2 separate regions of the Homo sapiens genome follow, and region 2 is linked to region 1. Evidence: read pairs that join two places in POLR2A ChIA-PET (ENCODE). Cell type or tissue: OCI-LY7. All regions are shown on one strand. Each heading gives the region's core, and the rest is flanking DNA. Links, peaks and the distances in the headings are about the cores only.

Region 1 (16,671 bases), core at 5,014-10,013:
CAGCCTCCTGAGTAGCTGGGATTACAGACACACGCCACCACACCCGGCTAATTTTTATATTTTTAGTAGAGAAGGGGTTCCACTATGTTGGCCAGGCTGGTTTCAAACTCCTGACCTCAAGTAATCTGCCTGCCTCAGCCTCCCAAAGTGCTGGGATTATAGGCGTGAGCTATAGTTCCAGGCTGACAGCACTCTTACTAAATAAGAGTGGTTAAGAAACTAAATGCAGAGAGGTTAAGAAACGCCTAACAGGCCTGGCATGGTGGCTCACGCCTGTAATCCCAACACTTTGGGAGGCCAAGGTGGGCGGATCACTTGAGCCCAGGAGTTCAAGGCCAGCCTGGGCAATATGGCAAGACCCCGTCTCTACAAAAAATTACAAAAATTAGCCAGGCATGGTGGCGTGTGCCTGTAGTCCCAGCTACTCGGGAGGTTTAGGCAGGAGGATCCCTTGAGCCTGGGAGTTCAAGGCTGCAGTAAGCTATGATTGCACTACATCCTGGGTATGAGAGGGACACCCAGTCTCAAAGAAAAAAAGCAACTGTGGACACACATTGAGCCCTTCTGGTGGGTCAGGCACGATGCCAAACACTGTATGAAGGGCGTCATCTCATCTTCACAGCATTCTTAATAAATAAGCTGCAGAGAGGTTAAGAAACGCCCAAAGTCACAGAGCTGGTAGGAGGCAGTGCAAGGATTTGCATCCAGATTTGACACTAACGTGTGGGCCTTGCTACTGCTCTATAGTACCTAATTAAACGGAAGTGTCCTTCTCGATTACTTAGTTCATGTGTTGAACTCGTTGGTGTTGGTAGCAGATGGTGAGTATTGTAGTTCAGCTTTCTGGAGAAAACTCGTCAGGCTTCAAGAGAATGTTAAGCATCCATGATGGTCTGGGAGGGAGGTTCCCTCTCCACCTCTTCACCTCTTCACATGGAGCATTTACAGTGTGTGAGTTTCTGTGCTAAGGATGATTCTTCCATGATGACAGTATCTGAAGTGCAGGTGGGCAGAGGCCAGCAACAAGGAATTGAGGGGCCAGTGAGGCAGCAATTCAGTGACATTGTTCATTTGCACTCACAGGGGTCTGTCACACGCAGCCCAACTCAACTGGAGTCCTGAGAAGGTGAACAGACCAGGATGGATGGCCAGGGAACTCACCAGAAGTCCCCAGGCATCAGAACAAGGTCGAAGCATCCTGGTGAGCAGATAACACGTGCCCATGTTTTGTGGGGGGAAGTCCTCCAGCAGTTTCTCCTTCCCCTTGGCTTTGACCTGGCCTACCTGGGATTATGCAGTTGGTTCTCCAGGTCAGGTGCCTCAGGGAGGTGACCCTTCCTGTTCTGGGTTCTGCAGAAGCCGACAGCTCTGGGCTTGTGCCCATCAAGCACTCTTCTGCCCATTTTATACTCTTGTGGACGCATGGTGGTGTTGATACAGGCCCCGAGTTAAAGGATCCATGGCTGCACGTGACAAGACAAAGCAAAAGCAGGCCAGAGTTAAACACGCCCCTTGGGTCCCCTCCTTCACTTCATAAATGGGAAAACCAAGGTCTAGGCAGGGAAAGGGGCTCAGCCAAGGCTACATACACAGCACACTCACGGCCGAGCCGGGATTAGGACTCCCAGCATACCCCGTAGCCTTCTCTAATAAGAGATAGGCTGCTGGGTTCTTCTTTATCAAGTGTTGGTCACTCATTATTTCTCTCTGTGTTTCTTAAAACAATTATTCTTTAATATCGTTATATATTCAGTAAGTGTTCAAATTTCCAACTGTTTTATGTCAGAAAGCATTTTCTAACATTTTGATTAAATCAAGATCCAAATAAGATGCACACAATATGATTAGTTGATGTCTCTTAAATCTTTTAATCCATGGATTCCTCTTCCATCTTTCTCTTTTTCCGTTTATTCTTTTTTTTTTTTTTTTTCAGATGGAGTTTCACTCTTGTTGCCCAGGCTGGAGTGCAGTGGTGCGATCTCAGCTCACTGCAACCTCTGCCTCCTGGGTTCAAACAATTCTCCTGCCTCAGCCTCCCGAGTAGCTGGGATTACAGGCACCTGCCACCATGCCCGGCAAATTTTTGTATTTTTCATAGAGATGGGGTTTCACCATCTGGGCCAGGCTGGTCTCAAACTTCTAACCTCAAATGATCTACCTGCCTAGGTCTTCCAAAGTGCTGGGATTATAGGCGTGAGCCACCACACCTAGCCTTCCTTTATTCTTGAACCAGCCCTACCATGCATCCTGCAGATATTACCCACGGTCTGGATTTTGATTATTGCAAATCCATGATGTCATTTATACACATTTCTCTGTCTTCTATATTTCCTATAAGTGGATAGTTGGATCTAGAGGCCTGATCAGATTAAGATTTTGAGTTTTTGGCAAGACTTGTTCTTAGTAGGTATTAGGTTTTTCCACAGAAGGCACAGAATGTCTAGTGACTTCCTTTTTGTGACATTAATAGCTATTGACATTCCATATCTAGACCAGTTACTTCACTGGGGGTTAGAAATGGTGATATTCTTTTTTTTTGGTGAGGTGGGGAGACAGAGTCTCACTCTATCACTTAGGCTGGAGTGAAGTGGCAGGATCTTGACTCACTGCAACCTCCGCCTCCTGGGTTCAAGCGATTCTCGTGCCTCAGCCACCTGAGTAGCTGAGACTACAGACATGTGCCACCACACTTGGCTAATTTTTTGTATTTTTAGTACAGATGGGGTTTCACCATGTTACCCAGGCTGGTCTCGAACTCCTGAGCTCAAGCAATCAGACTGCCTCCGCCTCCCAAAGTGCTAGGATTACTGACGTGAGCCACTGTGCCTGGCCCAGAAATGGTAATATTCTAATTCTATCATCCTGTCTTCATTTATTAGCTGGATTACTTCTAAAGAGAAACTCCTCCTCGTTAACTATTCCATGACCTGGAGTCTTATCTCATCAATTCTGGGAGAATTCTGGGTACATGGATTATCCCCACTTCCATGTTAGGCCAGAGGTCAGAGGGGCTGAAGGAACTGTCACCAGCAGAAGAATTGGCTGGCCCCAGTCAACCGACAAAATCATAATAAATAATTAGAAAGTGAGGGCTGGATGTGGTGGCTCATGCCTGTCATCCCAGCGCTTTGGGAGGCCTGAGCGGGAGGCTTGCTTGAGGCCAGGAGTTTGAGGCTGCAGTGACCTATGGTCACACCACTACACTCCAGCCTGGGCAACAGAGTGAGACCCTGTCTCTAAAGAAATTAATAATAAAGTGGTTGTTTTAAGGCCCTAAATCCAGCAGCAGCCCATGGGTGGCAAAACCAGGCCTAGGGGCCCCTGGGCCCTTTCCTACCTTCACAGGAAGTCAGACCTGCACAGAGTCATCAAGAGCATGCAGTTCAGCCTCACCATGTGCAGATGGGACAGCTGAGGACTGGGAGGTGTAGTGACTCATCCAGACTTGGACACATAACCCAGGTCATGGGCATATCCTTAAAGGAAACTCCTGAAAATTCCTTGAGATGGGTTTCAGTGTCTTGGCTGGTTGGGCCTGATGTTCTCACTCTAAAGCCTGTACTTGTAAGTGCTTGCACTAGGCCCACCATTCGACCTGATCTTATTTCCTGTGGTGTTCTCAATGCTGATAACAGATGCTTGGTAAATATCTGCTTAAATGAGTCAATGAATGAAGGAGCCGTTGTTCCTGTATGTCAGGAATGGGCTGCTCCTGGGGAAGATACTGGTGGCATTGGGATATCCAGAGAGCAGCCACTCTGGCAGGCCCAGGGCAGAAGCCAAGGGCACAGGGGTAAGTGGGAAGCAGGGAGTGGGAGGCAAGCAGCAGACCTCACTCCAGGAAAGCAAGCAGAGTGGGAGGCCTGCCATCCATCCTGGCAAGGGGCCAGCCAAGGAACAGAATCCTGCTGAGTGGGGAGGCAGCATGGATGGGGTTCCAGCAGGTAGCAGGGACCAGCCACTGAGGTGGGCCGAGGACAGAACTCCAGTTGCAGGATGGAGCAGGCCAGGCCCCTCCTCCTTACACTGGGCAGGTGACCAAGGCGGGAACTCAGGACCAAGGAGCAAATCCTACTGTATCAGATAGGATTCAGTTGGGTTGAGAAGAATGAAAACCCTCAAATATCACTGGCTCAAACAAGTTTGAAGCTCAGTTTCTCTCTCATGTTTAGCTGTCCTGAGGGAATCATTCCAGAGCCAACAGGGTGCTCCATGATGCAAAGGGAGAAGGGATCTAGGCTCCTGTCTTATTGCTCTGCTAACCACAAACATGACTTCTACCCCATGGTACAATATGGCTGCTGGAGCTCAGCCTTTCCACGCTATATTCCAGGCATCAGGAAGGAGTATGGGAAGGAGAAGAGTACTCTCCTTTTTTTCCCCAGAATTGCACAGACTGTTTTATTTACACTTTTTTGGCCAGAACTGAGTTACATGGCCATGCCTAGCTGCAAAAGAGGGTTGGAAATGTTGTTTTCCTTTAACATATTCATAAGCCTAGCTAAAAATCAGAACCTGTAGCTGAAGAACAAGAGAACATACCTCTAGTGACTCAAATTATGACACAAGGCAGAGGTCAACCAGGGAACTCACAGTTCAGGCCCAGGGGGCTCGGCTGTAGCCATTTATACCCCTGCTGCCCTAGGTCCTGGGGCTTAGACAGCATAGGGTCATATGACTCCCACTGTGGGAGGGAGGGACCGTGGAGCTTAACCAGCTTAGCCTGGCTGTCTGAGTACCTGCAACCATAGCAACAGTGGGTATTGTTTGGGGGAGTGGGGGGACAGTCTCACTCTGTCACCCAGACTGGAGGGCAGTGGCTTGATCTCTGCTCACTGCAACCTCTACCTCCCAGGCTCAAGCAATTTTCCCACCTCAGCCTCCCCAGTAGCTGGGACTACAGGTGCACACCACCATGCCTGGCTAATTTTTTGTATTTTTAGTAGAGACGAGGTTTCACCATGTTGCCCAGGCGGGTCTCAAACTCTTGGACTCAAGCAATCCACCCACTTTGGCCTCCCAAAGTGCTGGGATTACAGGAATGAGCCACTGTACCTGGACTTTTGTGTTTTTTTTGTTTTGTTTTGTAGCTAACCCAGCATTAACCCAGGAAGAAGCCCCAATGGCAAGAAAGTAGGGTTAGTCTGCTCATTGGCAGGGACAGGCACAGACTCAGAGGCCGACAACTGCTTGATGCTGAGAAAAGCATCCTCAAAATATGGGTCAAGGCCACGGACTGCCTTTTCCCAGGAGGCAGTGATGTGGCTGATGACAGCTTCTTTTTTTCTTTAAAATTTTACTGTAGACTAGCATTCATATAGAAAAGTACATAAATCATAAATGTACAGCTCAATGATTTTCACAAAATAAACACACCCAAGTAGCTAGCACCCAGATCAAGAACTAGAACATTATCCAGAACTTCAGAAGCCTCCCCCATTCCTTTCTTCCTGTCCTCTTCCCACCCTCCCCACTCTTCAACTCCCAACCCCCACCAGCATTTTTCTTTTTTTTTGAGATGGAGTTTCACTGTAGTTGCCCAGGCTGGAGTGTAATGGCATGATCTCAGCTCACTACAACGTTCGCCTCCGGGGCTCAAGTGATTCTTCTGCCTCAGCCTCCTGAGTAGCTGGGATTACAGGCGCCCCCCACCACACCTGGCTAATTATTGTATTTTTAGTAGAGACGGGGTTTCACTATGTTGGCCAGGCTGGTCTCAAACTCCTGACCTCAGGTGATCCACCTACCTCGGCCTCCCAAAGTCCCGGGATTATGGGCATGAGCCACCACGCCCAGCCCCCACCAGCATTTTTGTAAATCAGTGCAGGTGATTCCACGGTATAGTCAATGTTGAGAACCACTACTTTCATAACAATGCTTCTCAAACCTGGCTGCACATTAGAATCCACTGGGGAATGTCTGTCTTTTGAAGTAGAAGATGGAACCAACATAGCTAAGAAGGCAGTGTGGCACCTGCCATGGACCAGCTGTGTGACCTTCAAGGAGTTCCTTCAACTCTCTGAGCCTCATCTGGGAAATGGGAACACTCTCACATTCCTGCAGAGTTGGGGCTGAGAGATAGAGGATGTCAGCCCGGGCACATGTAGGGCAATTCTGATACATGGCAGCCACTGTTGTTTTTATTAAGAGTGAGCAGCCCCACGAAGACTTGAAGCCCTCACTTTCTCTACGCAGATGGAACCCATTCTGGGAGTAGGGGATACAGGTTGTGTTGATGAGAGGTCACAGTCCTTCTAGGGAACACAGAAAAATTCCAAGAGCAACAGAGATTCCAAGCCAAGGTGGACAGCATCAGAGACCAGTGGCTGCGGATGAACTTGGGCAGGCCCAGCTTTGGCAAAGCCAATCCTCCTTTGGCAAGAACAGCAAGAAGCTGATTGGCTGCAGGCTGTGACGCTAAAAGCTGCTTATGGAGAAATAAGCAACTTTTGTTGAGCACCTCCTATGTGCCAGACACTATGCATGCCTGCCTTAAATCCTGGGGGTAGGCAGACTGATCCCTTTTTAACAGTTGAGGAGCCTGAGGCTTGGAGGCTGCAGTGCCTGACTTCCTCACCAAGGAAAACCTGTTGTCCCATGAGCCTGGGATCTGCCTCTGTTGGGATGCATGCCTGAAGGCATGCTGCACACATGAGTGACCTGGGGATGTGTTGTTTGATTAGATGCTCCTCTTTGTAGTTTTGCCTAAAACAAAAAGTACATGGCTTTTTAAGCTATTGACAACTTTATTTTTTGCATTTATTATAAGATACCATGTTCATTGTAGAACATCTAAAAAATACAGATAAGCAAAAAAAAAAAAAAAATCAAAATCTCTCCTAGTCCCAGCCTACAGAGATGGCCACTGTCAGTTTGGGCATATATTTTCATACATGTGAGTCTGTTTGCATGTGTGTATAGAAACTTACCAGAAAGGAGTCACATGCTACACATTGTTAGAAAATCTTCTTTGTCTTCAGTTAATAATATATAGTGGCCATCTTTCTGTGTCACTACATATTCTTTTTTTTTTTTTTTTTTTTTTTTGAGATGGAGTTTCACTCTTGTCTCCCAGGCTGGAGTGCAATGGCACAATTTCAGCTCACTGCAAACTCTATCTCCCAGGTTCAAACGATTCTCCTGCCTCAGCCTCCTAAGTAGCTGAGATTACAGGTGCCCACCACAATGCCTGGCTAATTTTTGTATTTTTAGTATAAACGGGGTTTTACCATGTTGGCCAGGCTGGTCTCAAACTCCTGACCTCAGGTGATCCTCCCAGCTCGGCCTCCCAAAGTGCTAGGATAATAGGCATGAGCCACCGCACCTGGCCTCATTAAATATTCTTCTACAACAGTGGCACTGCATTAGAACCCCTGGGGAAGCTTTAAAAATATCAATGCCTGGGTTCCACCCCTAGAGTCAAATTTAATTCATCTGGAGTGGCCTGAGCTTTGGAATTTTTAAAAACCCCCCAGATAGTTTCAGTACGCAGCCAAACCTAACAGCTGCTGAACTAAAACATTTTTTTTTCCCGAGACGGAGTCTTGCTCTGTTGCCCAGGCTGGAGTGCAGTGGCACAGTCTCGGCTCACTGCAACCTCCACTTCCCGGGTTCAAGTGATTCTCCTGCCTCGGCTTCCCACATAGCTGGGATTACAGGTGTGTACCACTACACCTGGCTAATTTATTTATTTATTTATTTAGTAGAGATGGGGTTTTTGCCATGTTGGCCAGGCTGGTCTCAAACCCCTGACTTCAGGTGATCCACTCGCCTCAGCCTCCCAAAGTGCTGGGATTACAGGCATGAGCCACCATGCCCAGCCAGCATTATTTTTCAACAAGGGCCTTGCATTCCATTTGCAAGGTATGTGTTGTAATTTGATCAATCCACTTTCTTGGACATTTAGCTTGGTTCCAATTTTTATATCATTATAAACCAGGAAGTAGCAAACTTTTTTCTGTAAAGAGCTAGGTGGTATTTGTTTTGGCCTTTGCAGGTCACAAGTTCTCTGTTACAACTGCTGAATTCTGCCATTATGGCAAAAAAGCAGCCACAGATCATGTGTACATGAATGCACATAGCTGTGTTTCAATCAGACTTTATTTAGAAAAACAGGTGGTGGCCAGATCCAGCCTGTGAGCCACGGTTCACTGAACCAACTCTGTATAAACATTGTGTAGTACATCTTCATGAAGCTAAACCTTCTAGGATGAAATGATCATTTTCTTGTGACAGTGGTTTTATACTGTTTATTTATTTTATTTTATTTTATTTTATTTTATTTTTTTGAGATGGAGTTTTGCTCTTGTTGCCCAAGCTGGAGTGCAATGGTGCAATCTCAGCCCACTGGGTTCAAGCAATTCTCCTGCCTCAGCGTCCTGAGTAGCTGGGATTACAGGGGTGCACCACCACACCCGGCTAATTTTTTGTATTTTTGATAGAGATGGGGTTTCACCATGTTGGCCAGGCTGGTCTCGAACTCTTGACCTCAGGTGATCCACCCACCTCGGCCTCCCAAAGTCCTGGGATTACAGGCGTGAACCACCGTGCCTGGCCTATACTGTTTCTTTTTAGAAGTAGGACCCTTCTTTAAATGAAACTTAATAAGGCTCATGTAAGCAACAGATAAGAAGTCATTCTGTTGGCATATTTTATAAATTCAAATATGCAGTATTTAGAAGACCAGTTAGGGGTCTTCTAGACCAGTTAGACATCATCTCAAGATGACATCTCAGAAGATGATGACTATAGTTTTAAATCAGCCTCAGTACCAGTGACATTCAAATCAAAGTTTTGCAGAACTAGCAAAGCACCTCTGTAGAACCCCACGGTTCCACCAGGAACATAATTTGAAAACCATTGCAATGGGATAAATTCCTGGAAGTGGAATTGCTGGAGCAAAGGGCCTGAACCTTTTAAAAGCAGTCTGTGGCCAGGTGTGGTGGCTCACACCTGTAATCCCAATACTTTGGGAGGCCAAGGCGGGAGGATTGCTTGAGGCCAAGAGTTCAAGATCAGCCTGGACAACATGGTGAAACCCTGTCTCTACCAAATATATGAAAATTAGCTGGGTGTGGTGGTGCATGCCTGTAATCTCAGCTTCTTGGGAGGCTGAGGCATGAGAATTGCTTGAATCCAGGAGGTGGAGGTTGCAGTGAGCCGAGATCGTGCCACTGCACTCTAGCCTGGGCGACATAACAAGACTCTATCTTAAGAAAAAAAAAAAGCATTTTGTGTGTGTTGTCAAATTGTCCTACAGAAAGAGAGAAATAAACGTGTTTCTAATACTCAAATGAGTGTGAACACCTTCCTGCATCCAGCTGGCCTTGACAGGTGAATGCCCTGGACACTGGTTCCTGGTGTGGTGTGAACCATGTCCTTCCCTTGTCTTACCCCTTACAACGACTGGGGGAAGATCCTTCAAGATTCTCACATTGTACATGCTCAACAAAGCTTTCAACAACATCAATAGTGTGATCACTTTATTCTTGACTTAAGGACATTGGCAAAGATCTTTATGATATGTTATCAGGTGAATTACATAGGACCCTTTGTGTAACTGATAAAAAGTTATCTTGAGGTAGCTGAAGCCATAAAGGGGGATTTAATTTAATACCTTATGTCACCAGACTACAGGAGCGTCCAGGGTTCTAAAAGTTGGGGCTTTCTTTCACTATTGTTTTGACTCTTCTGTGTCTGGGACTTCACCCTTTCTGCCGCAGATAGGTTTTCTCTATCTTTCCACTGTGGAGAGGAATATAATAGGCCTGCGTCCCTATAGCCTTGTCACTGGACAGAACAGAGCTCTTTTCCACCACCTCCGTGTAGAAATTCTCAGGGAAGATTTCAGATTGGCCCACTTTGGCTTATCTTTTAATTATTCCTTATGGTGTAACAACCCCAAAACGGAATGGCTTAACAATAACCATTTAATTATTTCTCATGATTCTGTGGGGTTTTGGGCTCAGCTGCAGAGCTCTGCTGGTCTCGCTCTGTCATTCATGGGACAGGAGTGCCCAAAATAGTTTCCCTAAATGTCAGGCACCGTGGCGAGGATGGCTGAAAGCTAGAAACTTGCCCTGTTCACACGCTGTCTCTAAATAGCCAGCTTGGGCTTCTTGGCATGGCAGCTGGGTCCCAAAAGTGAGTGTTTGAAGAGGACCAGCCCCATTGTGCAAGCGCTCACCAAGCCTCTGCTTACATTACGCTTTCAGTTGTCCCACTGGCCAAAGCCAATCACATAGCCAAGCCCAGCATCACTGTGGGAGTGACGATACAAGGGTATGATACCTGGGGTCAGGGACCCTGGTGGCCACCAACCAGCCTGTCGTGGGTCACATCCCTGTCCCTGAGCTAATCATCAAGGTCAGGCAGAAGAGTACTAAGATTGGCTCAGCCTCAATCATGCATCCCCTTATATCTGGGGGGCAGGGGAAGCCTAATTGGCAGGTCCCACCTTAACTGGTTGGGATGGGGAAGAGCGATTCCTCAAAAGAAAGCAGATGATGTTTAGAGCAGACAAAACAAGGGGCAAGATGTCTTTACAATTCTGAGCACAACTTAGCCAGAGCCAACCTGCCTTGTGCTTGTGTCCCGCCGTGGGATCTGTTCGAAGGGGGTAGTCCCCAGCAGTTGTCCTGACCTGAATATGTTTCTATTTCCTGCCTTCACAGACCCTGAAGCAGGTGACAGGAGTCCCTACAACACGTTCTGTCCTTCACCGGAAAGGCATCTGACTAGCATGCCTACTCAAAAGTCCTCCACCTTGCAGAATCTGCATGGAGTCCTTGGCTATGCTAGCAGAGTCTGAAAATGATTTCCTATGCTCGAGCAGGGGTTGGCATTGCTAAACTGCTGAGGGACAGAGTGAAACACTCATTTCCTGTGTTCTGTTGACCTGCGTCCACAGTGTCCCCTCTGGGTGCCCCCCACATGTTATGTCTTCCTCTATTCGCACCTTCTCACCGTTTATCATTATCTAGTTTCTTTACTTGTCTTCCTCTCCAGACTGAGCTCCTTGAAGGCAGGGACTGGCTTTCACTGTGATTCCCTAGCACTTAGCTGGACACAGAAGATGCTCAGTACGTGTTCAGTGAATGGGTGAACAAGCTGATGACTTCTAAACCTTTATCTCCAGCCCCAGGGTGCCTAAGTTCCCCGGCCATGCCTCCAACTGTCTGCCTGACACTGTCACGTGCACATCCCACGGTCACCTCAGACTCATCATGTTCAACCCTGAGCCCCTCAACTCCACCTTGGCCTGACCACTCCGCCCACTTGTTCACTCCCAGTGAAGGCCAGAAATCTGGGAACCATTCCTCAGATTCACAGGCTCCAGAATCCCCTCCCACTTTCCATCTCCTCTTTCCCTGCCTTTGTTCACCTGCATCATTGCCTTTTTAAAAAAATGACATGAAATACACATAACATAAAATTAACAGTTTGAAAGTGAACAATGTCTTGGCAATTTTGGCAATTTGTGCATTCACAATGTCCATCACCACTTCCAAAACATTTCAGCACTCCAAAAGGAAACCTTGTACCCATCAAGCAGTTGCTCCCCAACTCACCTCTCTCCCCAGCCCCAGCAACCACCAATCTTGGTTCTCTCTTTGGATTTACCTTTTCTGGGTATTTCATACAAATGGAATCATACAGTATATGTTATTTTTTGAGTCTGGCTTCTTGCACTTAACATAATGCATTTGTTTGTTTGTTTGTTTGTTTTTTGAGACAGTCTTGCTCTAGTTGCCCAGGCTGGAGTGCAGTGATGCAATCTCGGCTCACTGCAACATCCACCTCCCAAGTTCAAGCGATTGTCCTACCTCAGCCTCCCGAGTAGCTGGGACTATAGGCGTGTGCCACCATGCCTGGCTAATTTTTGTATTTTTAGTAGAGACACGGTTTCCCTGTGTTGGCCAGGCTGGTCCCAAACTCCTGACCTCAGGTGATCTGCCTGCCTCAGCCTCCCAAAGTGCTGGGATTACAGGCATGAGCCACAGCACCCGGACTTAACGTAATGTTTCTGAAGTTCATCCACATTATTAAAGTATGTGTAAGTATATGCTATAAGGTTTATAGCATGCACACATACTTCACTCCTTCCTATGAATAATATTCCATTGTATGGATAAACCACATTTTGCTTATCCCTTCATCTAGTGATAAATAGCTGGGCTGTTTCTACCTTTTGGCTGTTGTGAATAGTGCTGCTATAAACATGCATGTGTGTATATTTGCTGGAGTGCCAGTTTTCAGTTCTTTGGGTATATACTTAGAGTGGGGTCACTCATCGGGGCCTTTTGCCTTGTCTATTGCAGTAGCCCCCAAACCGGCCTCCTAGAGCCAGTGCACTCTGTCCTCCATATGGTTGCAAGAGTCTTCACCATTTTCCTTTCTTTTTCAAAAAATATAATTTTTTTCTTATTGTAAACTCTATTGTCAAATTTTTTAATGCGAAAAAAGAGTTGTTTTATTTTTAATCTGGGGAAATGTAAATGCCAGGCTGATCGTGTGTCTCCCCTGTGTTTTGGATGAAGTCCTGAGCGTCCTGGCGCCCACATGCCTCTTTAGCCATCTCTTCTGATGTTCTTCCTCACCGCCTCCCCATGCCTGTTCCCCTGCAGCTACAGTTATTATTATTATTATTGTTATTTTTGAGATGGAGTCTCACTCTGTTGCCCAGGCTGGAGTGCAGTGGCACCATATTGGCTCACTGCAACCTCCGCCTCCCGAGTTCAAGCGATTTTCCTTCCTCAGCCTCCTGAGTAGCTGGGATTATAGGCATGCACCACCACGCTTGGCTAATTTTTGTATTTTTAGTAGAGACGGGCCACCGTGTCAGCCAGGCTGGTCTTGAACCCCTGACCTCAAATGATCCGCCCACCTCGGCCTCCCAAAGTGCTGGGATTACAGGTGTGAGCCACCCCCCCTGGCCTGCAACTATAGTTATGCACTCCGCCAGCCTCTGAGCCACTGCACATGCTATTCCTCTGTGGGACTGCCCTTCCTGCCCTTCCAGTCTGATCTGTCCCACTTACCTTCTCTGACTCAGCTCTCCTTGTGACTGTTCCCCCCAGCAGGTCACACATACCTGAAAGTGGCCAGGATCACTGTGTCCAGGACAGAAGGAAAAGGAAGACGCACATAGGATGCAGTTAGGTTTCACTGATTGACCATAAGCAGCACTGGTTTTACCTCTCACTTCTCCGCGGTCTCAGATAGTCCCCACAGTGTCTAAGCTAAATAGGGAACCACCAACCCACCCAAGCTCCGTCATTAGGAGTTGGCATCTTGCTACATTCCCTTGTTGTGACGGCTGGCAGTGAAGCTTGTGAACAAATGGGCAACCCATAAGGAGCTTTCTCTTCCTTTTTCCTTCCTCCAGGCTTGTTTTTTCTACTCGGGAAGCCAGATGCTTTAGAGCTTAATTACACCCTACAGTTGGAAGCGCAGAATGTCAGAGCTGTAAAGGAAGGACCTTATTATAAATAATAGTTACTAGCATTTATTGAGCACTTACTCTGTGCCAGGCACTGCGCCAGGCCCGTTTCCAGGCATTACCTCATTTAACCTTCCCAACAATTCTAGGAGGCAGTTACCATCATCATCATCCCTGGTCTATAGGGAAGGAAACTTAGGCTTGGGGAGGCTTCGGGGCACTTCCTAAACTGTGCTAAATGGTACATAGTGGCACAAAATATTAGTCGGTGTTGGCAAAAAAGGATTCCATTGATAAATGCTGAATCCCGCATCCCCCCCTTGCCCCACCCCCAGGGAAATTCACAATGTACATCCACATACTAAAGGTCCTGAGAAGTCCTATAGCAATGAAATCTGTTTAGGTCAATGTCTACTCTGTTGCAGACCTCGCAGAACTATTTATCCAAAGAGCACAGTTTGGAGAACGTAGGTATTAACCAACTTTCTCATTTTACAGATTAGGGTACCAGAGGCCCAGGCAGTACTTTTGGGGTAGACGAGGTACAGACCTTTGGCTCCTCACTGTCTTCAAGCCCACAAGAAGCATAGAGCAGAAGAAGACAGAGGAGGGCCCATCTGGCCCACTACCTGTTCTTGTAAATAAAGCTTTATTGAAGGTATTCTGATTAAGCTCCCATAGTTAATGAATGAGCCAATGGAAGCCCAGAGAGGATGGTTCACTTGTCCAATGTCACACAGTCAATTAGGGGCAGAGGCAGAAGTAGATCACAGATGTCCAAAATCCAGGTATTCTGTTGGGTTGTGAGCTCCATGTCACCTGGGATGCCTGTCTCATTCTCCACTGTGTAGAACTTAGCCAGGCACTGCTCCCTGTCTGCTACTGCATAGACACCCAACCTGCAAGGCATTTCTTTAAATTTTCTTTTTTTTTTTTTTTTGAGATGGAATCTCACTTTGTCTCCCAGGCTGGAGTGCAATGGTGCGATCTTGGCTCACTGCAACCTCCGCCTCCCAGGTTCAAGCAATTCTCTTGCCTCAGCCTCCTGAGTAGCTGGGATTACAGGCGTGCACCACCACGCCCAGCTAATTTTTGTATATTTTAGTAGAGACAGGGTTTCACCATGTTGGTCAGGCTGGTCTCGAACTAGTGACCTCATGATCCACCTGCCTCAGCCTCCCAAAGTGCTGGGATTACAGGCATGGTTGGCCTGAACTGCCTGGGTACTTCCCTCTGCCTTCAACCTCTGTAGGTAAACTGAGCAGGGGCCAACCTCGAAGTCTCTTAGGGGTCAAAGGCTGAACAGGGCAATCCATGTTTATTTCAATTCCGTACCAGATGCAGTAAAATGTCATTAACTTTCCCTCTGCCAATTTGAAACGTGAGATCATTTGGACAGGAACTGGGCAAACAGGCAGCAGGCTACCTTTGCCCATTCCAGGAAAAGCGTGCCAAACAAATGAAGAGTGTAAACCGGGTCCTAGGGGGGTTGTTTAAAACCACTTCAGAAAATAAATGATGTCCAAAGGCTCTTGGGCCTCCCTGAAGTACACTCTCATATAGTGGTCATCTATTTACTTGTTTCTGAAGGTGTCTGGGTGGTTTACAGTTGAATATGCAAATAAAATCATTCTTATCTCTTCATTAAAATGGCTCATACAAAGAACACTTATTGACAAACGTGAACAATTTAAAATCTCTGCAGATTTAAGCATTTTCCTTCTGGCGGGTCCATCCAGCAAGTGATACTAATTAGGAGCTTTTATTAACCTTGAGATCTGGAGGAGGGGGACTTCTTACTGACTCTGGATGGCTCAGGCATGCCAGAGGGCTAAAGGTTCATCTAGAAACAGCTGCAGAGACAGCAGGGCATAAAGCTCCGGGTGGCAGCTCTTCCTGGGGCAGCCGGACTGCCCAGATGGCCCTTCCAGAGCTGGGAAATGCAGACTTGTCCCTGAGGTGGAGGGTAAAAATAGTCCCATGTGGGTGGTGGCTTGGCCCAGAGGCACTGGCTTCCTTTTCTCTAGAGCAGGGGGAGGCAGCCAGTTGACAGACTCACCCTTAGGCTCCTGAGCCCCTCTAAGCCCGGCTCGGGGGAGTCTTTCCCCAACAACGAAGCACTCCCACCCCCAACCCCACCCCCAACACATACACATATGCCAAGTGCTGGAAAGACTTTGAGCTTAGTTGTAGGGTAACTAAGGATTTAAATCCTGGCTGTGCTATTACCAGCTCTGTGACCTGGGACAAGATCCTTTTCCTTTCCAGGCCTCTATTTTCTCATCTGTCAACTTGTTTCTTTCTACAAGTCTTGCTGTGAAGATTAAATAACAATAAGAACTGATGTGTTTCACTCTGTATCCTCACTCTTCTGTCCCTCTCCCTTCCAGCCAGGTGCTCACCTTCTAGCACATTCTTCAAGAGTTACTCTGAGGCAAGCCAGCCGCCATGTCATGAGGACACTCAAGCAGCACCATGGAGAGGTCCGATGGCGAGGAACAGAGGATCCCCCTGCCGACAGCCAATGAGGAACAGGCCTCCTGCCAACAGCCGTGTAAGGGGTCACCTTGGAAGCCAATGGCCCCTCCCTGGTCAGGCTTTTACATGACTGCAGTCCTGGCCAACATCCTGACGGCAACCTCATGAGAGACCTTGAGCCAGAGCCACCCACCTAAGCTGCTTATAGGTTCCTGGCCCTCAGAAATCACATGAGATCATAAATGTTTGCTCAATTTGAGATATTTGTGATGTAGCAATAAATAACAAACACACTTACCTTTCAGGGTTATTATGAGAATTAAGAGTTAATACACATCAAACTACAACCAAACTTGCTGGGACCAGAGGCTCAAGAAAGGGCAGACAGGGCCGGGTGCAGTGGCTCATGCCTGTAATCCCAATACTTTGGGAGGCCGAGGCAGGTGGATCATCTGAGGTCAGGAGTTCGAGACCAGCTGGCCAACATGGTGAAACCCTGTGTCTACTAAAAATACAAAAATTAGCCAGGCATGGTGGCGGACACCTGTAATCCCAGCTACTCGGGAGGCTGAGGCAGGCCTCACTTGAACCTGAGAGCTGGAGGCTGAAGTGAGCAGAGATCATGCCACCGCACTCCAGCCTGGGTGACATAGCGAGACTCCGTCTCAAAAAAAAAAAAAAAAAAAAAAAAAGAAGAAAGGGCAGACAGAAACCACAGAAGGAGGAGTGGTTAGCTAGGTCCAGGCCAGATG
Region 2 (14,511 bases), core at 2,663-7,662, 100 kb before region 1:
CCTGAAATCCCAGCACTTTGGGAGGCCGAGGTGGGCGGATCACTTGAGGTCAGGAGTTTGAGACCAGCCTGGGCAACACAGTGAAACTCCATCTCTACTAAAAATACAAAAATTAGCCGGATGTGGTAGCGCACGCCTGTAATCCCAGCTACTTGGGAGGCTGAGGTGGGAGAATCTCTTGAACCCGGGCAACAGAGCTTGCAGTGAGCCGAGATGGTGCCACTGCACTCCAGCCTGGGCAACAGAGTGAGACTGTCTCAAAAAGCAAACAAACAAAAAACCCATAGAGACTATTTTGGGTCTTCATGACTACCTGACATCTGACATGTCAGTTTGAGGAATTTAGTATATTTAATGATGCATTTGATTCACTATTAGTGATTTGTATGTTTTAAAGAGTAATTTAGATAGCTTTTTCCCCTCTATCTTCCCCAGTAAATATTGAAGCAAATAAGAATTATATATACCAGCTGTCTTGCTTTTTATCCACTGTTTATATCCTGTTTATCAAGTGACCCACCCAGTTTTATTTGGCACTAGCTTTTTATATATTTAAACTGTCTCTGAGGTCGCTTTGCATTTTCTTTTTTTTGAGATGGAGTTCTGCTTTTGTCGCTCAGGCTGGAGTGCAATCTTGACTCCCTGCAACCTCTGACTCCCAGGTTCAAGCGATTCTCCTGCCTCAGCCTCCGAAGCAGCTGTGAGTGCAGGCATGCGCCACTACGCCTGGCTAATTTTTGTAAGTTCTTTTTTTTTTTTTTTTTAGTAGAGATAGAATTTCACCATGTTGGCCAGGCTGGTCTTGAACTCCTAACTTCAAATGATCTGCCTCCCCTCGGCCTCCCAAAGTGCTGGGATTACAGGCGTGAGCTACTGCGCCCGGCTTGCATAATTTTCTTGGAAGCTTTTTTTTTTTTTGAGAGAGAGTCTTGCTCTGTTGCCCAGGCTGGAGTACAGTTGTGGGATCTTGGCTCCCAGCACCCTCCACCTCCGGGTTCAAGTGATTCTCTTTCCTCAGCCTCCCGAGTAGCTGGGACTACAGGCGTGTGCCACCACACCGGGTAATTTTTGTCTTTTTAGTAGAGTCAAGGTTTCACCATATTGGCCAGGCTGGTCTCGAACTCCTGACCTCAGGTGATCCATCCACCTTGGTCTCTCAAAATGCTGGGATTACAGGCGTAAGCTACCGCATCTGGCCTCTTGTAAGGTTTTAATTGTTGTTTTGCCTGCATAGGTCTTAGTGCCCCTGACCACTTTATGGTCTTTTATTGTTTTTCCTCATTTGCACTATTCTTCTGTTTTGAGGAAAGTTTTTCATCCCACTTCCCCCTTTCCATGCTCGTTAGAAATTTAAGATTTTTGGTTGAGGCTGGGCATGGTGGATCACACCTGTAATCCCAGAGTTTTAGGAGGCCAAGGCAGGAGGATTGCTTCAGGCCAGCAGTTCTAGACCAGCCTGGGCAACAGAGTGAGACCCCTGTCTCTACAAAAAATAAAAACAATTAGCTGAGGATGGTGGCACACGCCTATAGTCCTCATTACTCAGGGGGCTGAGGCAAGAGGATCACTTGATTGAGCCTAAGAGTTTGAGGTTACAGTGAGCTCTGATCACACCACTGCCCTCGAGCAGCCTGGGTGACAGTGAGACCCTGTCTCTAAAAAAAATAAAATAAAAATTTTGGTTGGGCACCTGTTTTGATCTATTGCTCTTAGTAAAATATTTAGAAGTCCATCCATATCTACGCTTTGTATGGCACATTTGCTTTTTTTATTTTTATTTTTATTTTTGAGACAGGGTCTTTCTCTGTCACCCAGGCTGGAATGCAGTGGTGCAATCATGGCTCACTGCAGCCTCAACCTCCTGGGCTCAAGTGATCCTCCCACCTCAGCCTCCCAAGTAGCTAGGACTAAAAGTATGTGCCACCATGCCCAGCTACTTTTAAAATTTTTTTGTAGAAATTGAGTCTTATTATATTGCCCAGGCTGGTCTCAAATTCCTGAGCTCAAGTAATCCTCCCACCTCAGCCTCCCAAAGTGTTGGGATTACAGGTGTGATCCACTGTTCCCTGCTATTTTTTTTTTTTTTTTTTTTTTTTGTAGAGATGTGACCTCCTTATGTTGCCCAGGCTGGTCTTGAACTCCTGGGCTCAAGCAGTCCTCTCTCCTTAGCCTCTGGAAGTGCTGGGAGTACAGGTGTGAGCCACTGCACCTGGCCCTAAACATTCTTGTGTAAGTTTTTGTTTGGATACCTCTTTTCAGTTCTCTTGGGTATATTCCTAAGGCTAGAAGTGCTGGGTGATATGGTAATTCTAACTTTTTTAGTAACCACCAAAACTATTTTCCAAAGCAGCTGGACGATTTTGTATTTCTAGCAGCATGTGAAGGTGCCGGTTTCTCCACAGTCTTGCCAACACTTTGTAATTGTCTATCTTTTTTTATTTTTTGATTATAGCATCCTAGTGGATGTCAAGTGGTATATCATTGTGGTTTTGAATTGAATTTTCCTGATGACTAATTATAAGATATCTCCCTCCCTCCCTCCCTCCCTTCACTCCCTCCTTCCCTCCCTCGCTTTGCTCTCTCCTTCCCTCCTCTCCCTCCCTCCCTCCCTTCCTTCTTTCCTTTTTCTTTTTTTTCATTTTGACAAAGTGTTGCTCTGTAGCCCAGACTGTAGTGCAGTGGCACGATCACAGCTTACTGCAGCTAAGACCTACTGGGCTCAAGTGATCCTCTCACCTCAGCCTCCCAAGTAGCTGGGACTAGAAGTGTGTACCACCACACCCAGCTGGTTATTTATTTATTTATTTATTTATTGAGATGGAGTCTCACTCTGTCACACAGACTGGAGTGCAGTGGCGTGACCTCAGCTCACTGCAGCCTCTGCCTCCTGGGTTCAAGAGATTCTCCTCCCTCAGCCTCCCAAGTAGCTGGCTCTACAGGCCCTCGGCTAATTTTTGTATTTTTAGAAGAGATGGGGTTTCAGCATTTTGGCCAGGCTGGTCTCAAACTCCTGACCTCACGTGATCAGCCTGCCTCAGCCTCCCAAAGTGCTGGGATTAAAGGCATGAGCCACTGTACCTGGCCTTTTTTGTATTTTTTGTAGAGATGGGGTTTTGCCATGTTGCCCAGGCTGGTCTCAAATTCCTGGGCTCAAGCAGTCCCTGCACCTTGGCCTCCCAAAGTGTTGGGATTACAGGCCTGATCCCCTGTGCTCAACTTGATGAGATCTTTTCATGTGCTTATTGGCCATTCATATATCTTCTTTGGAGAAATGTCTATTTAAATTCTCTGCACATTTTAATTTTATTTTTATACACCTATTGTTTTTTAGGCTAGGTCTTGCTCTGTCGCTCTGGCTAGAGTGCAGTGGCCAATCGTAGTTTTCTCTTTTTTTTTTTTTTTTTTTTTGAGATGGAGTCTTGCTCTGTCACCCAGGCTGGAGTTCAGTGGCACTATCTTGGCTCACTGCAATCTCTGCCTCCTGGGCTCAAGTGATCCTCTGCCTCAGCCTCCCAAGTAGCTGGGATTAGAGGCACCCACCACCACGCCCAGCTAATTTTTGTATTTTTAGTAGAGATGGGGTTTCACCATCTTGGCCAGGTTGGTCTTGAACTCCTGACCTCATGATCCAGCCGCCTTGGCCTCCCAAAGTGCTAGGATTACAGGCGTGAGCCACCGCACCTGGCCCAATCATGGTTTCTGGAACCTCAAACTCTTGGACTCAAAGGTTCCTTCTGCCTCAGGCTCATGAGTAGCTAGGACTACAGGTGTGTGCCACCATGCCTGGCTAATTGTTTTTTTTTATTATTATTAATTTATTTTGTAGAGACAGGGTCTTGCTATGTTGCTCTGGCAGGTCTCAAAATCCTTGCCTCAAGGGATCCTCTCCTTCTGGTGTGAGCCACCGTGCTCAGCCTTTGCCCATTTTAAAATTGGATTCTCTTTTTATTGTTCAGTTGTAAGAGTTCTTTAAATATACTAGATGCAAATCCCTTGTGAGATACATGATTTGCAAATATTTTCTCCCATCTATGGGTTGTGTTTTCAATTTCTTGATGGTGTCCTTTAACATACAAAATGTTATAATTTTGATGAAGTCCAATTTACTTGTTTTTTCCTTTGTTGCATGTGGTTTTGATGTCAGGCCACCAAATGAAATGAAGATTAGCTTTTGTTTTCTTCTAGGAATTTTATTGTTTTAGCTGTTACATTTAGGTCTATAATCCATGTTTAAATTTAATTAGAATTAATTTTTGTGTATAGTGTGAGATACAGTGGTCCAACTTCATTCTACCGCATGTGAATATTCAGTTGTCCCAGCATGGTTTGTTGAAAAGACCATTGTTTGTTTCTTGTAGAGATGGGGTCTTGCTTTGTTGCCCAGGCTAGTCTCGAACTCCTGGCCTCAAGCAGTCCTCTTGCTTCGGCCTCCCAAAGTGCTGGGACTACAGGTGTCAGCCACAGCACTTGGCTTAAAAAGACCATTCTTTCCTCCACTGAATTCTCTTGGCATTCTTGTCAAAAAAATCAATTGACTGTCAGTGTAAGGGTTTATTTCTGAACCCACAATTATATTCCATTGATCTGCATGTTTATCCTTATACCACTACCACACTGTCTTGATTTCCGTAGCTTTGAATTATGTTTTCAAATCAGGAAGTGTGAGTCCTCCAGCTTTGTTTTTCCTTTTCAAGATTCTTTTGGGTATACTGGGATCCCATTGGTGGTTCTGTAGATCAATTTAGGGAATATTGCCATTTTAACAGTGTTACATCTTCTAATCCATTCTCATCCATGAACATAGGATGTCTTTCCTTTTTTTTTTTTTTTTTTTTGAGACACAGTTTTGCTCTGTCATCCAGGCTGGAGTGAAGTACAGTAGTGCAATCACAGCTCACTGCAGCCTTAAGTAGGTTCAAGTGATCTTCCCTCCTCAGCCCCCCAAGCAGCTAGGACTACAGGTGCATGCCACCACACCTAGCTCATTTTTGTATTTTTTGTAGAGACGAGGTCTTGCCATGTTGCCTAGTCTGGTCTTGAACTTCTGGGCTCAAGCAGTCCACCCACTTCAGTCTACCAAAGTGCCAGGATTGCAGGTGTGAGCCATCACACCTGGCCTTTCCGTTTAGTTAGGATTTCTTTAACTTCTTTTGGCAATTTTTATATATTTCAGAGTATAAGATTGTCACTGCTTTTGTTAAATTTATTTCTGATTATTCTTTTTTTGTTTTGAGACAGAGTCTCATTCTGTCACCCAGGCTACAGTGCAGTGGTGCAATCTCGGCTCACCGCAACCTCTGCTTCCAGGTTCAAGTGATTCCGCTGCCTCAACCTCCTGAGTAGCTGGGATTACAGGCACCCGCCACCACACCTAGCTAATTTTTGTATTTTAGTGGAGACAGGGTTTCACTATGTTGGCTAGGCTAGTCTCAAACTCCGGACCTCAAGTGATCCGCCTGCCTTGGCCTCCCAAAGTGCTGGGATTACAGGTGTGAGCCATCGTGTCCGGCTTTCTATGTGTTTTTTTTTTTTTTTTTTGGATACTATTGTAAGTGGAATTTTTAGAAACTTTTCATGTTCAGAGTGCTTATTGCTTGTGTATAGAAATACGATTACTACTTGTATATTGAGCTTGTATCCTGTAACTGTGTTGGATGTGTTTATTGGGTCTAATAGTTTATTTGTGGGATTTTCTTTGGATTTTCTATATACAAGATTATATCATCTGCAAATAAAGGTAGTTTTACTTCTTTTTTTTTTAAGCCTGAGTGATTTTTATTTCTTTTTCTTGCCTATTTGCCCTGGCCGGAACCTTCAGTGCAGTGTTAAACAGAGTGGTAAGAGTGGATATCCTTGTTTTGTTCTTGACCTGAGAGAGAAAGCATTCAGGCTTTCTCCATTAAGTATGATTTTAGCTATGGGGTTTTTGTAGGTATTCTTTTTTTTCTCCTATAGGTATTCTTTATTAGGTTGAAGATGTTTTCTTCAGTTCCTACTTTGTTGAGTGTTTTTATCATGAAAGCAAGTTGGATTTTGTTAAGTGCTTTTTCTGCATCTATTCAAATGATCATGTGGTTTGTATCCTTTATTAATACCGTGTATTACATTAATTGATTTTCAGAAGTTAAACCAACCTTGAATCCCTGGGATTAAGTCATACTTAGCAATGGTGTATAAGCCTTTTTATATGTTGCTGGATGCATTTTGCTTTGTTGAGGACTTTTACATCTGTATTCATAAGATATATTGGTCTGTAGTTGTCTTGTGATATCTGTGTCTGGTTTTGGCATCGGAGTAATAATGGCTTTATTGAATGAGTTGAGATGTGTTCTTGGCTTCATCTTGGACTAATTTTGGTTGAACTTTGAACATTCATTTAGCAATCAAATTCTAATTGCCTAATTACTGAATGAAGATAATAATTAAAGGTATAACTGTTTTTTTGTTTGTTTGTTTGTTTGAGATGGAGTCTCGCTCTGTTGCCCAGGCTGGAGTGCAGTGGTGTGATCTCAGCTCATTGCAACCTCCGCTTCCCAGGTTCAAATGATTCTTATGCCTCAGCCTCCCAAGTAGCTGGGATTACAGGCACCCGCCACCACACTCAGCTAATTTTTGTTTTTAGTAGAGACTAAAAATACAAAAATTTTATCATGTTGGCCAGGCTGGTCTCGAACTCCTGATCTCAAGTGATCCTCCCAAATCGGCCTCCTCAAGTGCTGGGATTACAGGTGTGAGCCACCACGCCCAGCCTTTTTGTTTATGTTTGTTTGTTTTAGAGATAGGGTCTTCCTATGTTGCCTAGGCTGGAGTACGGTGGCCTATGGTTTCAAGCACTCCTCCTGCCTCAGCTTCCCAAGTAGCTGGGACTAGAGGCACATGGCACACCCAGCTTGGTTGCCTTCTCCCCGCTCCCCCACAAATAGGGTCTTGCTATTTGTCCAGACTAGTCTAGAATGAGCCTCTCCACCTCAGCCTCCCAAGTAGCTAGGATTACAGGCACATGCCACCACACTTGGCAGTCAACTGTTTAAAAAACATCTATTATTTAACATTCAGGGTAGAGGTTCCAAGTATAGAACTTTAGATCCTTACTGCCTGCTTGGTTCCCTGGATTTTTTCTCCTAGTTTTATTTGGGGTACTTACTTTGTTATTTCATTTTGGTTATGCCTAAATAACACCCAATTTTAGCATTCCTGGGATGATTTAGGCAAGCTTCAGAAAAGAGGCCAGAAGAAAATGGAATTGGAAGCATAAAGCCACTAAAATTTTTTCATTGTTCTCTGATCATTTTTTAGCTTTGGATTTTTTGATCATTTAACGTATCAATGAGTAGAAAGGATTTTTCTTGACTACCACATAGCTTATAAAGTGACCGAGTATTCTTTCCTTAGAGATTCTACAGTGTTTAACATTCATTAGGTACTCAGTATGTTTATGAATGAATATATATTAATGGTAGGGCTTTAATAGGGTCTTATTTTACTGAAAATTGAAGACATTCATTCAAATTTAGATTACAAGTATTTGTGTTATGTTATAAACATTTAATGCCTTGGCCTAAATATTAACAAGCATGGTCATATTTTGGCATTGCCATGGTATGTATTCTGGGAAGTGTGAGTAGGATTTGGAACTTGGTGTTCACTGATTCCAAACACCTACTCTTTTCCAATAAACTGTATTTTTAAAGTGAGAAAAAAGATGTTTTTCTATTCAATTTAGTATTAAAATTCTCCTATTCTTCTAGAGATAGCTGGAGGCAAGTTCTCCCTATGGAATATGTGGGGCTGGGGTAGGGATGGGAGGGAGACCATGTCTCAATACATTGTACTTTTCTGATCCTTCACTCTTCTGGGTTTTGTTTTGTTTTGTTTTTGTGACAAGGTCTTGCTATGCTGCCCAGGCTGGAGGCAGTGGCTCAATCTCACTGTGCACAAGGCTCACTGCAGCCTTGACCTCTTAGGCTCAAGCGATCGATCCTCCCTTCTCAGCCTCCTGAGTAGCTGGGACCACAGGCTTGCACCACTATTCCTGGCTAATTTTTGTATTTTTTTGTAGAGACGGGGTTTCACCTGTTGCCTAGGCTGATCTTGACTCCTGAGCTCAAGCAATCTTTTTTTTTTCAGAAGGGGTTTCACTCTTGTCACGCTGACTGGAGTGCAATGGCGTGATCTTGGCTCATTGCAACCTCTGCCTCCCGGGTTCAAGCAATTCTCCTGCCTCAGCCTCCCAAGTAGCTGGGATTACAGGCACCCACCACTACTATCTGCTAATTTTTGTATTTTTAGTAGAGACAGGGTCTCACCATGTTGGTCAGGCTGGTCTAGAACTCCTGACCTCAAGTGATCTGCCCGCCTCAGCCTCCCAAATGCTGGGATTACAGGCGCGAGCCACCGTGCCTGGCCTCAAGTGATCTTTTTGAAAGAGAAATTAATATAACATATAGAATTCGAACATTCTAACCCCAGTTTGACTTTTGAAAGGAAGAAAAGTAGACAGAAAATTGATTCACTCTGGAGGAGCTACTCTGGAATGGCAGTACTTTAAATAACCGAGAACCTTTCACTATTAACTTTGCCATTTCCTTTATTCTTGAAACATACCAGAGTCTTATTCTCTAAAAAAGACAGAGTAGACCGGGTGCGGGTGCTCACGCCTGTAATCCCAGCACTTTGGGAGGCCAAGGTGGGTGGATTATCTGAGGTCAGGAGTTTAAGACTAGCCTGGCTAACATGGTGAACCTAGTCTCTACTAAAAATACAAAAAAATTAGCTTGGCTTGGTGGCAGGCACCTGTAATCCCAGCTACTTGGGAGGCTGAGGCAGGAGAATCGCTTGAACTGGAGAGGCAGAGGTTGCAGAGAGCCGAGATCGCGCCATTGCACTCCAGCCTTGGCGACAAGAGTAAAACTCCGTCTAAAAAAAATTAAAAAGACACAGTAACTAGGCTAGTGTTTTGTTCGAAATCTTCGTGCTCAAATTCCATGTCCAGTCGTACAGCCAGCCAAGAACTGTAAGCCATTTCCATATTTCTTTGTCATGCCATTTTTTCTCCATTAGAATACTTCAGTTAGGTGTTTTTAAAATATAAACATTTGGGAATTAGACATGATAAGGCATCAGCTAAATCTCTGTCATATTGTTTATATTTTTTGCAAATTTACTTGTAAACTACATGTGTGCAGACACCATTAGAAATTGTTTTACAGTTAAATCACGTGGTAGTTCCTATAAAAAGGGAAGGATAATCTAGTTGGAGACCAGTCGTATACATGACATGACTTGGAAATAATAGCACAAACAAATAACAAAATAAGAGGATCCAACTAAGCTTGAAGAATACAAAGTAGTGAATTGTGAGGTACGATGCACAAGGAAAAACTTTCCTGGAGAGACGTGGGTTTCAGTGTTTATAAGATGCTTCTGGGTATTTTCAGGTTGGAAATTTGCATAGGGTATGACAATTACATTTCTTTTATTGTGCTAGGCAGAGTATATAATATGTATATGTTTACCATGTTTGATGAAAAATCTGACTGATGGGTATTGAAAGGAGTTTAAAGTACCTTAAATGATTCTTTAAAGATTGAGTGTATTTTAAAACATATCTCAGTCTTAATCTTAAACATGTAAAACTGTAATGTACAAAAAGAATAATTTATGAGCTGACTTACAGAAAACAAAATATATCAAACTACTAAAGGTAGTTTGTTTGTTTATTTATTTTTGAGACAGAGTCTCACTCTGTCACCCTGGCTAGAGTGCGGTGGCATGATCTTGGCTCACTGCACCCTCCACCTCCTGGGTTCAAGCAATTCTCCTGCCTCAGTCTCCCACATAGCTGGAACTACAGGCCCATGCCAACACACTCGGCTAATTTTTTTGTATTTTTAGTAGAGACGGGGTTTCACCATGTTGGTCAGGCTGGTCTTGAACTCCTGACCTCAAATGATCTACCTGCCTCAGCCTCCCAAAGTGCTGAGATTACAGGCATGAGCCACCACGCCCAGCCTAGAAGTGTCAATTTATCAAGTTCAAAAGTATGGGCTTTGTGTTAAAGGTACAGTCAGCAAAATCCACAATGTAGGATATTCTAGAGGACAGATAGCGCTGTCTCTTCCACAAATTGTGAGGAAGGAAAAGGAGGAAGAGGAGGTGCGTGTTACAAGCTTGAGATGTATTAACCAAATGAATTGTGTGGATATTATTTGATTCTGATTTGGAGAAAACAACTGAGACAGTCCAGGAAATTTAACCAGTAACTGGATATTTTACATTAAGGAATTATTATTTTTTAAATTATGAAATATATCTGTACCTATTTTTAAAGACCTTACATTTTAGAAACACATACTGAAATATTTAGAGGTAATGATGTGATGTTGGGAATTGGCTTAAAAATAATTCATAGGGGTAGGAGATAGATGTTATAGATGAGGGTGGGATTCACCAAAAGTTGATAGTTGAAATTAGTTGTTGGTTATGTGGGAGTTTATTACCTTTTAGCTTGTATTTGTAAATTTTCCTTCAAACAGGGTCTGAGATAAATAAAAGAGCGTGAGGGAAGATGAGGATTGCTTATATTGTTTTATAAGATTAACATGGATTGCCAGGTTCTGTGTGACCTGGCCCTGCCTACCTGTATCCATTGTCAAGTTGAATGAATTCTTTTCATTGTTCACTGTTGGAGCTCTAACAACATAACCATTGTATACATGTCGTTTCTTCTTTGTGACACACCACAGTTCCACCTAGTATCTTCTGCTCCACATCCCCAACCCCTACCAGTTTGCGCATCCAAGTCCTAATTTATGCTTCAGAGGTCTGTTTAAATGTTTGTATCACAAGTCTTTCTAGATCCCCCAGTCTAAATCTGACATAGTTAGGATCTCTTATCTTACATTTTATATGATTATTTGATTATTAACATCTATCTTCCACATTAAATTGTGAACTTGAGCCACAGTTCTTTTTGTATCTTTTTGTATCCCTCATCTAACTCTTGGTAACTAATAGTTGTTTAAATACTTGTTAAATGGAAGGAAGGAGGATAGAGTGAGTTCATGGTGGGCTAAATGCTTGGCTGAAATAAACTACCAAAAATACACAAATTTCATTTCTGTATTAGAGGTAACCTGGTCTAACCAGTAAGATAAAAGTGCTGTGTTCAATTTCAAGGGTCTGTCAGGATGAACTGGCAGTCTAGATATAATTGGTTCTAGGGCTGGGCACGGTGGCTCACACCTGTAACTCAAGCACTTTAAGAGGCTGAGGTGGGCAGATCACTTGAGGTCAGGAGTTCGAGACCAGCCTGGCCAACGTGGCAAAACCCCATCTCTACTAAAAATACAAAAATTGGCCAGGTGTTGTGACAGACCTGTAATTCCAGCTACTCAGGAGGCTGAGGCAGGAGAATCGCTTGAACCCGAGAGGTGGAGGTTGCAGTGAGCCGAGATGCTGCCACTGCATCCAGCCTGAGTGACAGAGCGAGACTCCATCTCAAAAAAAAAAAAAAAAAAAAAAAAAGAATGGGCTCTGGTACATTTGTTCCACATTACTACAGGTATCTATAGGAAGCTGACACAACCTAGGTCATGTGACAGATGAGAATGGGTTAAGACGAAGTGTGTATCCAAGTTTCTTCCTGCGTTTTACTTTACAACTAAAATGTGGGATATTTAACTCTGGACAGTTTGGTTCTCTTCTTTTTTCCTCTTTGTGCTTTATTACCTCCATCGTTTCAAATTTGGGGGTAATGTCACTAATAATGCAATGTCTATTCTACTAGACTACCTTGATTTTTCTGTTTAGAGTGGAACTTTTAAATGACTGTAAAGTTCAAAGCTCAAGAAACTCTCAGAATATGGCTTGTTGCTAACTGAAAACACTTGTTTCCTGAATTTATCTGAGAGGTTTTTCTTTAATCTTATCCTGTTTTTCTTCCTTTTTTGTACCTTTTTGGTATGGAATTTAATCCATGGTTATAATGACTAAATAAATTGTTATTCTTATCTAATACACACATTTTAGGTTGCAGTTAGGATTACATCATTGTATGGCTATCACAACTTTGTGAAGTAGATGTTGTTCTTATTTCCAGAGATCAATTTATATGTTTAGGATCATATAAAGTAAGTAAAAGTGAGAACTTGTCTCCTGATCTTTCCTCTATTTGTTTCACACTGCTTTTGAGCTAGGTAGTGAGTACTTGCGAGTCAAGGAGCAAAATATGAGTTGAAAAGAATTCCCACTCAGGTGATCATTACAGTACATACAGCGCATACTTTTGTATGGACTGGGATAAAGCACACAGTAAAATCAAATGTTCTAAGGCATTCTAGTGTCCTACCCAGACACATAATTAAAACAGTTATTTTACTAATAGCACAGAAACAAGCAACAGGAATGAGTTGACTCATCAATGTCAGAATCCACATGATTTTCTTCATTATTGATAATGACTGTATTAGAAACCAAGTCCTCATTGTATTTAAAGTATCATTCTACAACCTTAGTCCTGTGTTCTTTCCTGAAGTCTGTATAGTATAACATTAAACATGTCCCTAATGTTCAATCAATGTCCCTTGTTGAGCTGTAAATTGTCAGAGTAATAAATTTACCTTTTGAATGTTAAGGAGGAAGTCTTATCTTTACCTCTGATAAGCTGAGTTTGTATGGCTTGTTTTTAAGGAACACAAGAATGTGAAGCTTTTATTCTTGTGATATTATTTTGTGATGCTCTGCTCTGCCACTGGAGTATGAAAGCTAACTTACTCCAAACTTGTTAACTGTACACCTCTCACGTTTAATAACAGCTTAGTTTTCTGCTCATATTGCTGGCATTTTGAACACAAGATACTTTTTGGACACTTGAGTTGAGGTTTTCCATTTTTCATTGGAGATGATCAGAGTTTGAGCCAGCATTATGGAAGAACAATACTGTAACAACTTTCTCCTAGAAATCACTTCCAGTTCTAAACCATCATATCACAGATACACTGGTAAAATGAAACTTGTTCATAAATTGGGAATTGTTAGTATTCCTTAGTGCTGCCTTGCCTTTCTTTAGTTATTTATTAACCATATTATCCAAAACATATTATCAGGAGGCTCACTTTGTATTGTTATTTAGGGAAATACCTGTGTAGGGGATGTAAGACTTTCATTAATATCCAAGAAAAAATGTATTTATCAAAGTTCTTGTGAACTAAAATGTTTTAAGTAATTTTATTTTCCTTTTTTATTTTCAAACAAAGGAAGTGTGTGGTTCCTTAAACATTAGAATACCAGGATGAAAACAGTTTGAGGGGAGTTGATTGAGGAAAAGTAGTATGATTGACTGGTGTTGGGAAGAGCAGCTAAGGAGGCTGTTGGGGTTGTCCAGTGGTGATAGATGGGGACCTGGTGTGGTGGTAGTTTTAGGAATGAAAGGAATCTATAAATCCAAAAGATTTTGCAGGATAGAAAGGTGGTAAGCCTTGAAGAGTAAGGAAAGGTGGGAATAAAATATGAGGGTTAACTAGTTTTGTCTCTTTGTGGGTAGGGGGCATTTTTCTTGTTCAAGAATGATCCCTAGGTTCTTATTGATCTCTTGAGATCATTTCCTGGATTTAGGGTAGAGCTAGACCTGCAGCCAACATTGAAGCAGATAACTGTACTTTAAAAGTATCTTTTTATCTTGAAGAGGTTCCACCAAAATTAGGGAACTGTAAAATGTCTTCTTTCTAAAAGAAGAGACATAATTGATAATACTTTATCACAGTGGTTGATTTGAATGGTTTATGTTTGGTCCATACAAAAGTTAAAATACCATTGCTATCCTTGGTCTTAATTATTATGGTATGATTAAGTTTTAATTTACGTCTTACCCTGTTGCGGTCAGATTTGTTCTTTTTTATTTTTGACATTTTGTATTTTGCCCCTATGGGAGACTGTGTTCAAGTTCACCTATAGTCACAAGTTTTAGTAGTGAGTGTGTGTATCCTGATGGGAAGTGGGGCTGAGGGCTGTGTGACTGCTGCTGCTTTCTGGGAAAACAGTTTTGTGGTGGATTATGAAGTATTTTGATTACGGAATACAGTAGACACCATGTAACCCCAGTCTTAATATTTAAAGAATGTTAATGTTGTCACATTTCTATCTTTTGTTTTTACATGAGAAGTCAAACATTACATTATAAGTAGAGCTAAAATCCAACCTCTCCATCCCCTTTCCAGAGCTAATGAGGAGCTTGATTGTAAATTTGTTGTATATCAGCTCTGTGCATTTTAAAATATATTCATCCCTTATCTGTATTGGTAACAATGCTTATTAATGTTTATCTGTTTATTATTTTTGTTTTCATTCAGCTTTTGCATTCCTCATTTCTGAGATTAGGTCATGTTGATACATACAGTAATTAAATTGCTAGATAGTATTTCGTCAAATTCCTTTACTACTTGTGTGTACTTAATCTTGTTTAGTATTTTTTTATTGTTTCATTCAACAATATGTTCTGAGATTGAGTCATGT

Evidence for each region. Peaks named below come from ENCODE experiments on the same cell type or tissue, not always from the same donor. Only the 100,000 strongest peaks of a DNase experiment are listed, where the experiment ranks them.
Region 2: POLR2A ChIA-PET joins it to region 1 with 10 read pairs; 5 of 35 experiments call an interaction of 5 or more read pairs at or near these places.

What each region holds. Positions count from the first base shown.
Region 1 is chr17:46,983,230-46,999,900 of GRCh38, reverse strand. LOC101927060 (a long non-coding RNA gene) reads left to right here. Exons shown (of 9, transcript XR_243711.6): 7 at 1,084-1,201; 8 at 13,940-14,099; 9 at 15,832-16,671. It also overlaps a transcript of LRRC37A2 not described here. Among named protein-coding and RNA genes, the nearest start is that of RPRML, 12 kb to the right of the region's middle. In OCI-LY7, for the core only: no CTCF peak of the experiment used is centred there; a DNase peak (open chromatin) is centred at 8,110; H3K4me3 peaks cover 896 bases; H3K27ac peaks cover 2,272 bases.
Region 2 is chr17:47,083,467-47,097,977 of GRCh38, reverse strand. The region is part of intron 1 of LOC101927060 (a long non-coding RNA gene); the gene reads left to right. Among named protein-coding and RNA genes, the nearest start is that of CDC27, 99 kb to the left of the region's middle. In OCI-LY7, for the core only: no CTCF peak of the experiment used is centred there; no DNase peak of the experiment used is centred there.